2 separate regions of the Homo sapiens genome follow, and region 1 is linked to region 2. Evidence: read pairs that join two places in POLR2A ChIA-PET (ENCODE). Cell type or tissue: PC-9. All regions are shown on one strand. Links, peaks and the distances in the headings refer to the core of each region. The heading gives the core; the rest is flanking DNA.

Region 1 (5,381 bases), core at 273-5,272, 170 kb before region 2:
CCCACCAGTGCCATGACAGTTTACAAATGCCATGACAACGTCAGGAAGTTACCCTATATGGTCTAAAAAGGGGAGGCATGAATAATCCACCCCTTGTTTAGCATATCATCAAGAAATAACCATATAAATGGGCAACCAATAGCCCTCGGGGCTGCTCTGTCTATGGAGTAGCCATTCTTTTATTCGAATACTTTACTCTCCTAACAAACTTGCTTTCATTTTACTCTACAGACTCACCCTGAATTCTTTCTTGCACTTGCTCTAAGAACCCTCTCTTGGGGTCTGGATCCGGACCGCTTTCTGCTAACACTTCTACATACCACGTTTATTTGAGACAGAAAAATACAGCAAGGACATCCATCTAAACTTTGTCTGGAGTCTGGGCCCAGGGGAGCTGCAGTACATGGAGGGTCTCTGGAAGTGGGTATGGCAGATTAGCGCCTAAGCTCAACTGGCTTTCCTCCTCTGCCTCTGTTCCTGGGACTTGCTCACGGCTCACAAGGTAGCTTCCCACTGTCAGTCCATCAGCAACAGCCAGTTAGAGTCGATTGGGTGTGAGAAGCGAGACTATTCATAAGCAGCCTGTCCCCTGTGCCACTGGCTTATTAAGCAGAGCTAGGCATAGACAGCTGGGAACTCTGGGCAGCTCCTTTAAATTTCTCTTTGAAGAATGTTAAGTATTCACCAGCAGTGAAGGTTACAAAGGCTGAAGTTTTCTCTCCACCCCCAGCATTTCCCAGGGGAGTAAAAGGAAGGATCAAAGCTACAATGGGCTTGGCTGCCCTTCTCCAGGAATGGCCAGAGGACAACTTCTGCTTGGTGAGCAGCCATTTATGCCACCCCGGTGCTGGCAGGTCACCTCTCCTGGGCTGGGGAGCAGGAGTTCAATGATTAACTAGAGGAGGCCATCTCTGGAGGACAGAAAGAGTCTTCTGATCTGGTTAGCCATGCAGACCTGAGCCTGGATTTTCCTTCCCACTCCACTTCAAGAGAGGGGTGGGTTCATTTCCACAGTTCTCCTTCCTGCAGCAGGAAGGGAGAGTAGAAACCCAACTTCCCAGACACCAACTCCATTTCCACACAAAGCAGTAGAGCCCAGACCTAAGGGTTCTGGAGCCACACAGACCTGGTTTGAGTCCTGGTTCCATCACTTATCTGTTCTGGGACATTGGGCAAGTGCCTTAACCTTCCCGGGCTACAACTTAGTGGCGGAAATCAGTGGAGTAAAACCTCATTCAGAAAATTTTTTCAAAACTGATGTCATCCTGGGAACAACTTGCAGAATGCTATTTTTCTTGCACTGAGCAAAAAGAGGTTAGTTACACTAGGTGTCATCCCGGGGAATCAGGTCTCATCACAGGGCCCACACCATCTGAGACCTTTTCAGATCCTCTAAGATGCTGAGACAAGAAGCCATCTGGTCTTGGAGGGAATGGAGATGGTAAGAGCATTGTCAATGACATGGAAGTCTGAGAAGTGTCCTATTCATGCCTTTGGAAAAGACTTCTCTGCCTGTCTGGTTTTTATGCTCTCCCCACACTTTAGGAGAAAATAATGGTTTTGCTGACTTCATCTGGTCACCTCTGCAAATGCCCCCAACCCCTGTTATTTTGTGTCTGCTGTGTACCAGATTCTCTGCTAGACTGCCTACATGCACTATCTCATTTCATCTCCATAACCAAACCAATGGAGTAGGTATTATTATCCCATTTTATACATGAGAAAACTAAGATTCAGATAGATTGAGTCAACTGCCCAAGGCAGTAAGTTAGAGCACCATAATTCAAACCTAACTCCGTGTAATTCCACAGCCTATTCCATAGCCTGTGTTTTCTTCCCCTAGGAAAGTTCCTGGATACTTCTGGAACAGAATTCTCCTGGGGTGAGTGGTTCACACAACTGACCCACTTCATCCCCACTCAGCAAAATGAGAGCGCCGTTGACTGACAACAAAATGCTGAACTGGAAACCTCCGCAGTAAAACGTGATGCAGAACAGAGAAAGAACTAAGATGTTCTGCACAGACGGTATCATGCCCTCTATGAGGAAACTACTCGAGCATATCTGTGTTTCAAATGATGTCTTTGAACTATTTATGTTAAATGCCCCCCCAAAAAAATGGAAAGGCTTCTTCGTAGAGGAAAGAGCTTGAAGTTGCTAGGCTGTTCTGCCTTCAACAGGCATTTATTGTGCAGCTACAAAATGCTGCACCAAGCACTGGGCAGTGGAAAGGTGATTCAGACACAGTTCCTTTGACAAAACCTCAAAATCCCATGTGAAGTTCTCTTTTATAAAGTAAATCAGAAAAGATTCAAAAGTTGAGGTACCAAAAAAAAATAATATAAATGCAAGTAGTAAAGCGCTATTGACTGTAAATAGAAGCACTTAATAAGTGGTTGTTGTTTCTGTTCTTCTCTCTAATAAGTGTATACAGGTGGCTAAATGCTTTTGTTGAGCTATGAGTACCTCATTCTGTGGAGTGACTCAGAAAGTCTCTAGGTGTTAGACTGGAAACAGGTGATGTTCAGTGCACGCAATGCTTGAAGTGTTCCCAGGTATTTAGTTTCAGGTAAATTTTACTGTTTAAAAAAATTGTTTTTACTTGCTATTAAGTGTGTTGACCTTGGATAATTTACTTAACCTCTCTATGCCTTGCTTCCTTTTCTGCAAAATGAGAGTAAGAAAAGTGCTTACCTCATTGGCTTTTTGTGAAATTCAATGAGTTAACACGTGGGAGAAAAGATGTTTTTAAATAATCAATTCTTAGCAGTTGGTCATTGTTATGAGTTACATCATGCGTAGTTAAATATTTTTTAAAAAATTAAAATTTATTTTCCTATAGGAAAAAGGAGGGACTGAATTGTGAATCCATTTTCTCTGCTTTCAGTTATTTCTACTCCTGAGAAAAACCCTAAGCACTTAGGGTCTAGAACCACATCCCGAGACGGTGAGCTCTTCCCACATTTTCACATGTGCCTGAATCATTTGTAGGTCTCGTTCAAGCAGAGAATCTCCGGGATTCTCACTCGGGAGGTCTGGGGTCGGGCCTGAGTCCTTGCATTTCTAACAAACTCCCAGTTGATGCTGGTGCCACTGGTTCTGAATTAAGATGCTTGTTTACCTAGTGACAGCAACAAAAATTGTAGCAATGGTATCCAGAAATAAACAGCATACTTTTATAGGGCTAGTCAAATGAACCCAAACATACAAAATAAAGGCAAACCTCACAATCTTCTTGCAATGATTTATTACTCTGAGAGCTCATTTTAGGTGAGATTGTCTCCCTCCGGAGCCTGATTCCTAAAAGCTTTCTATGACTTTGAAATTATCGTTTTCCTTTTGGAGGTAGCACAATATAAGAGCTAAGAAGAGAATGAGAACTGGAGTCCCTCCCAGGTTTGCCCCTCTAGGTATGTAAGCTAAGGTAAACTACTTAGCCTTTCTTAAGCCTCAGTTTTCTCATTACAAATGGGCATATACGGAACATTGGCTTGCCTCCTACAGTTGTTTGAGGACTCAATGAAAATGTACGTGAAGCTGGTTGCGGTGAGCTGAGATTGTGCCACTGCACTCCAGCCTTGTGACACAGCGAGACTCCGTCTCAAAAAAATAAATAAATAAATAAATAAAAATAAAAGACTGGTTGCGGTTGCTCATGCCTGTAATTCCAGCACTTTGGGAGGCTGAGGTGGGCGGATCACAAGGTCAAGAAATCAAGACCATCTTGGCTAACATGGTGAAACCACATCTCTACTAAAACTACAAAAATTAGCTGGGCATGGTAGCACATGCCTGTAGTCCCAGCTACTCGGGAGGGCTGAGGCAGGAGAATCGCTTGAACCAGGGAGGCAGAGGGTGCAGTGAGCCGAAATCATGCCACTGCACTCCAGCCTTGTGACAGAGTGAGACTCCATCTCAAAAAAAAAAAAAAAAAAAAGAAAAAGAAAAAAGAAAATGTACGTGAAGCAGTTATCCTGGTGCCGGTGCCTGGTACGTATCAAGGGCACCAGAACATTAGCTATTTAACCTTAAGGTTTCAAATCCACCCTTCTCTGGAGACTTCTTGTTCCCTACTCTCATGCATCTCTGCATCATGGTCATAACCCATAGCAACGAAAAGCCAAGGTTTCACTCTTTGAAATCTGGATAATGGTATTTGTCTGCAATAATATCCTAGGAGTAGAGCTAGAGAATTTGTTTTGGGTTTTGTTTGTTTTTGTTCATTTTTCAGACACGGTGAGTCAGAAACGTAAGGCTCAGAGATATTTTTAGTTTTTCCAGCCACTAAGAATTCTTGTTGCCTGCAGGGAAATAAAGAAATGCAGAGAAGGGGGAGTGCTAGACTTGCCTGCTTGCTATCCAAAACCACTTCTTTCCTTTGAAAAAGGGTCTGTGCAGCCAAAACAAGCAGCGCTAACGCTGGGCTGAGAGTAGGCACCAGCCATCCAGGAAAGAGACAAGGCAACCATCAGCTACAAAAGCTGCTTCAACAGCAGACAGCTCAAAGAATCAAAAAATGCATCCCAGGAGGGCTGGGTGAGGAAAGACAGTGATCTTGCCTTGGTATTTGCAGCAAAGTCACAGACCAGGAAGGTCAAATCCTCGCTGAGAACCATGTGGACAAATGTCCAGGACATGGTCGCTGGCCTCAGGGAGCCCACAATTTTATTGAAGAAGCAAGATTGTCAGAAGTAAGGACCAAAACTCGTGTATACAGAGAAAGGAGAAAGATTGAGAGGAAAGAAGAGGAGAATCAAGGAGGCAGAGATTAAAAGAAGGAAGGGATAGAAAAGAAAAGAAAAAGAAAGAGGGAAGGAGAGAAGGGGAAAAGTACGGACTCCGTTTCGTGACTACATCACAAGCATTGATGAAAAGAAGAGAAATCTGTGAAAACGAGAAAGCAGGCACTGTATGTTGCATCCTGACACACAGTGAGTTGTTACACTTTAAAAGCCACAAAGAAGAGACGCTCACCCAGAGACAGACTTGATGGATTTGGCAGCTTATCATACTGGGAAGGGCAGAATTGGGTTATGCTATGTTTTCAATGGGTCCCCTCCAAAAGTCAGCCAATGTGATAGTATTAAGAGATGAGGCCTTTAAGAGGTGATTAGGCCATGAGAGCTCCTTCCTCGGGCTTGGAATTAAGTGTCCTTATACAGAGGTTTGGCACAAGGAGTTGGCCCCCACTTGCCCTTCCGTGTTCAGCCATGAGGACACAGTGTTCCTTCTCTCTGGAGGATGCAGCGTGAGGGCGCCATCTTGGAAGCACAGAGCAGCCATCACCAGACACCAAACCTGCTGGTGCCTTGATCTTCCCAGCCTCCAGAACTGTGAGAAATTTCTGTTCTTTACAAATTGCCTAGTCTCGGGAATTCTGT
Region 2 (5,381 bases), core at 318-5,317:
TTCTTGCAACAAACTGAACTAAGAAGTATTAAAAACACTGTACGTTTATTTAAACCATTACTTTTCATAATTCATTGAGTCTTATTAGAGGTCAACATCTTCATTCTGTTACCTTACTGGGTACATTCACTGATGTTACATAAAACTTCATGTAAAATTAAATAAGAATTAAAAGTACAGCTAAGAACAGTGATGATCTGTATGAGAGGATTTACCATTGTGTACCCTAGTCCCTAATATGGTCATTTTTTGTTTCATGGGCCTCTCAACCTTAAATTCATTTTTATTTTAGAGAGAATAAAGGCACTCCTCTGAGCTCTTGCCCACCACGTGCCCAGTCGCTGCGTCATCGGTGTGTGTTGACCCAGTGGTACCTGTCCAGCCGGTGCATAGCAGGCCTGTAACACTTAGGATGCTTCTGCGAGCCATGGTAAGTGTTTCCCAGGAGGCCAACACGGCCGTCCACCACATTCTTTTTGCGGGGGATTTGTAACCAAGATTGAAAGGGCTGTTTCAAGTTTTCAACCTGGAAAAAAAAAGTATAAAGATCTCTAATAAGCTAGCTGTAAGGACTAAATATGAACCCATAATTCAAAAGTCAGGCACTTCAAAAGCATAGGGAGCACAAATGAATAGAATTGAAAGTGCATAACCATCTTTGAAAAAAATTTCTAGCACTTGGCGGGAACATAAATCACTTTATACTGTACCTTTTTAAAAAGTTAATTAATTCAACTAAAAACTTTTTAATATGCTTATTCAAGTTTATGTTTATTCTTGAATTGTCCCTCTTCCATCCCTACCTCACCACTGCCAACCCAATCCAAAACTGCATGTTCATGATCTCTGGGGCCACAGCCTAGAAATCTTCATTTTAAACACCTAAGATGATGGATACAGATGTTTTACAGATCACACTTTGAAAAGACATTGCTGTAAAAGAATATAGCTGATTACAGGTCTGATCCCCAAATGGAAGAAGACCTTTCTAAAAATAAAAATAGAATTAAGGGCAAATACTGTAAATCCTCACTCAACAACCTCGATAGGTTATTGGAAACTAATTTTAAGCTAAATGACATATAGCAGGTCTTTGAATAACATAGTTTGGTTATAAGACTGAGGAAAAAAATGGCTTTGTCATACATCATTTTACTTAAAGTCACTGTTTCCAAGAAACTATCAATGACACACATAGTTTAAAAAACTAGGGACAAAACATTTGCCAGAAATATGTCAAGGGGTTAAAATCGTTCTGGCATATAAAGAACCTACAATAATACATTAGAACTTCAAATAATGAATGGCTGAATAAGAGAAAATTTGTAGGGCAGTAGGTGCTAAAACATTTGGGCACATGGAAAGTTTTAATGTTTAATTTCACTAATACTGTATTATATATGCATATCATGTTAATCAAATTATCTGTTTTTTAAATGAGAATAGCCAATTCTAGAAAAAAATGGCAAAGTTGGCACTTTTACATACAGCTGGTGAGACTACAAATAAATACAACTTTCTACATGGTGTTTCGGCTGCATATTAAAAACCAGTAAAATGTTCATACTCTGCGACCCAGTAGTTCTGTGCTTGAGAATCAAATCTCAAGAAACAACCTAAAATTCAGGCATCACTATACGAGTTACCAGCTTTTAAAAAAATATTACAACCATGTGGAAACAGCCTAGAATATCTGCCAATAATAAGTTACAAAGGAGGCAAATGAATATTAAAATTTTAATTGCTTTAACATTTAATACATAGGTGATTAAGAGAACATACAAACAAATATATACATATAGTGTTAACAAATTCTCTCTAGATCAGTGTTTTTCAAATTGTGGGTCATGAAATCAATTTAGATACTTGAAATCAAATGAATTTAATTGGAAGTATTGGGAGCATTGGGAGCATTGCTCCTAGTAAAGATAAGCACTGTTTCATGAAACTTTTTAAATGTAAATATACATATTTTGAATGGGTTATGGTTTAAAAAGAAGAAAAAAATAGCTGAGAAAAACTGCTCTAGTGGCAGAATTTATAGGCCTTTGACCTTTCCTATATCCAAATTTTCTATAAATGCCGTGGTATTTTCAATTGACAGAAAAAAAAATCCCACTAATCTTAATCTTTGATTCTGTAGGAATTTAAGTGGAAGGAAACCTGTGTATCTTCAAATACTGTATGAAGAAATAGGACAATAAAAGATTATGTGGATCCTAAAAGCTCAGCCAAGTGTAGGGAATACATTGTGCAGTGAAGGAGACAGAAAAAGTTTTGCCAAAATATTAAGAGTCTGGCTTTTAAAAATCTACAGTTTTGTTCTTTCCATGTTTTTTTGCTTCTTTGTTTTCATAATGAGTGCATTCTTTTTAGAATTAGATAGAAAAAAAGTATAGAAAAGAACTGGAACACTCTTGACCTGATAAATACTCTTCGGATTGCTGACTTTAGGAATGACACGAGGTTCCTTGCTACAACTTTCTTCATCGCAGGAAGTGCCAGAGGAAACGTCTGATGAGGCTCTACTAACGGCATAACTGATTTGTTGATATAGTTCCCATTCCTCCCATCTGCCTTTAAAAGAAGCAACTGTAAATGGATGGTTTTTCTCACCATACCTAAGTAGGAAAAGAAATTTAAGTGCTAATTAGCGATTCAACTTTCTACAAGATCTCCAATCTTTCCTGGAGACAATATGCTAACTTATTTTAAAAGAAATTGCCTTAAAAAATTGAAGGACATTATGACCTTCACCTACTACACTGTTATAAATTAGGATATTCTATAAGAGCTATTTTGGTTAATTGTTCAGAAAAAAACAAAGACTAGTTTCTTTTGATTCAGTTAATGAACTGAATTGTCCCATGGTAGATAACTCTCCTTCCTTTCTGATGTTGCCTATAACACTTATCTGTTATCAACCTACAGTTTGTAATAGATACTGTTACCAATCTATAGTTTGTAATAAGGTGCAGTGATTAAAGCCACATTTCAAATATTTTGCAAAATCATTGTGCTTTCCACCTCACCCACTTTGAATAGAAGTCTGCATTGTCTAACAGAAGTTTGCATCTAAAATCTTAACCAAGAAGTATCCCTGCTGCCAACTCAAGGCTTTGGGGCATCATCTTTCATGAAGGTATGTAAAGTTGTCTAACTTAAGGTTTCCAGGTATCACACAGCACACAAACTATGAGATTACTCACCTACAGCATACTTCAAAGGGATCTACCCATATGGTCATCTCCTTCGGAAGTCCCAGGTGAGAAAAATCTACATTACTTTCCACACATGCCCTTTCTAGAATGGGATCTTTATTCTGATTGTTGTTTATCCTGATGCACCTTTTTAAAAAGCGAAGGGAAACGAAGACATGATGACAGACACTTTAGCAGGAGAATCACATTATGCACATACTGTTCCAATACACATAGCTCCCACCTCATCCCCTCAGCCTCCTTCCCCTCAGCCTCCTCCACCCTCCACTCTTACAAGTAAGACATCATCAACTTTTGATACAGTGGCTCAGAATGTATGTTGCATCACTAAGTCACAAAATTAGTTATCTTTCATGGCAAAGACAAGTTAGAAATTGTTTAATCTACCTCACATAAGGGGCTTTGCTCTGTTGTTTCCAGCCACAGTGTCATCTACTATGTCTCCTCCTTTCAATTCCACGTTCAAACAAATAAACTCGAGCCCATAAAACTTTTGTTACTTATATGCAGAAAACAAGATCACTCCATTTTCCTAGGAGCTGGCTGGTTGCTTGGTGATTGCTTCCCTTTGCCATCCCACATACTAGCTCTCACCTGAAGGCTTGCCCTTTAGAAGGGCAATCAGAGTGCCAGTGACTTCTGTATGTTTCAAACAAGATCGTCATCAGCTTTTCTGCAAAGTCTTCTATTTGCTGTTTACTTAGTTTATCATGTTTTTTCACCAATCTTGTGACAAAGAAAACTGTTGTTGCAATTTCATCTCTCATGATTCAAGAAAAATAGATAAGGAGGTCTGAATCATTAAAAGGAAGCAAGAAGAAATAGAAAGAAATGGTTTAACTTATTATCAATATTTAACTGCCATTTGGAAATTTTACATACCTTAAAGTTAAAACTGAGAAAATCTGCTAGAAAGAAGTCCTTAGTAAACTAGGTAAGTACATGAACACTATCAATCAACATAACAGCCAAGAACAGCAATTCCTCAAATAGCCCAGTTTTAAAGGTTTTCAAAGGAAAAAAAAAAGTCTTTTTAAAATTTTAAAGCACTTAAGTAATAAATGAAACATCACTACAACTTAAAAAAGATCCTGATATGGGACAGTAATTACCTCAAGCATCACTTTTTAAAGATATATTAACAAAGAGCAAAATATTTCAGGAGAGAGTAATTCCAAAATGTGGCTCCAAGTTGCATGCTTTAGGAATAATCAAACACATTATACTTGCCAACAAAAGCTCTTTAGCCCCTAAGAAAAGTGGGCGAGACTTAGAAGACCAACCGCACTATCCCTTATGTTTCCAACTCTCACCCACACCTGTTCGTGAGTTCGAGGCTGAAGTTTATATAAGCCTGGGCCCTAAAGGCTGATGGATGTTTCACCTTACACAGGTGCTGCCTATTGAAATGATCATACAGCTTTTTCATATGCCAATCTGGTCTCCATCCGATTGCTCCTTGGCATAAGTGGAGTGGGTTCTCTATTTGAAGTGTTTAAAATTTTCAAACTGGATCTATATTTTCTATTTTGCTATTATAATCTTATCTTTTATAACACAGAGTGAGAATCAAGTGTTCTCCTTCCATATCCTAATATCGTACATTCCAATGATGTCATCTCTAACTTAGCTGACAACATATTAAGGAATTTTGCCTTAGATTTCTTACAAAATTTGTTACGACAACTTTGAGCAGTCATTATGTTGACTACACATTTTTTACTAAAGTGTTTATTTGTAGGATAAGTGGAAGAGATCTGAGTTTATCTAACCTCACCAGTTCTCAAAGGGCGGGTCAGTGACCATGTGATCTGGACTCACTGTGTTTCTTGTTAAAAATTCAGATTCTTGGCCAGGCGCGGTGGCTCATGCCTATAATCCCAACACTTTGGAAGGCCGAGGCAGGTGGATCACCTGAGGTCAGGAGTTCGAGATCAGCCTGGCCAACATGGTGAAACCCCGTCTCTACTAAAAATACAAAAATTATCCAGGCATGGTGGCATGTACCTGTAGTCCCAGCTACTCAGGAGGCTGAGGCAGGACAATCACTTGAACCCAGGAGGTGGAGGATGCAGTGAGCCAAGATCACACCACTGCACTCCAGACTGGGTGACAGAGCAAGACTCCGTCTCAAAAAATAAAAATAAAAATAAATTTAAA

The links. Peaks named below come from ENCODE experiments on the same cell type or tissue, not always from the same donor. Only the 100,000 strongest peaks of a DNase experiment are listed, where the experiment ranks them.
Region 1: POLR2A ChIA-PET joins it to region 2 with 5 read pairs; 2 of 35 experiments call an interaction of 5 or more read pairs at or near these places.

The regions. Positions count from the first base shown.
Region 1 is chr11:111,320,232-111,325,612 of GRCh38, forward strand. LOC105369491 (a long non-coding RNA gene) reads left to right here and starts at 151. Exons shown (of 2, transcript XR_948011.3): 1 at 151-819; 2 at 1,844-2,843. In PC-9, for the core only: no CTCF peak of the experiment used is centred there; DNase peaks (open chromatin) are centred at 2,530 and 4,215.
Region 2 is chr11:111,494,789-111,500,169 of GRCh38, forward strand. BTG4 (BTG anti-proliferation factor 4) reads right to left here. Exons shown (of 5, transcript NM_001367975.1): 2 at 3,816-4,014; 3 at 3,210-3,347; 4 at 2,423-2,621; 5 at 27-526. The coding sequence starts at 3,988. The coding sequence ends at 347. Among named protein-coding and RNA genes, the nearest start is that of MIR34BHG, 13 kb to the right of the region's middle. In PC-9, for the core only: no CTCF peak of the experiment used is centred there; no DNase peak of the experiment used is centred there.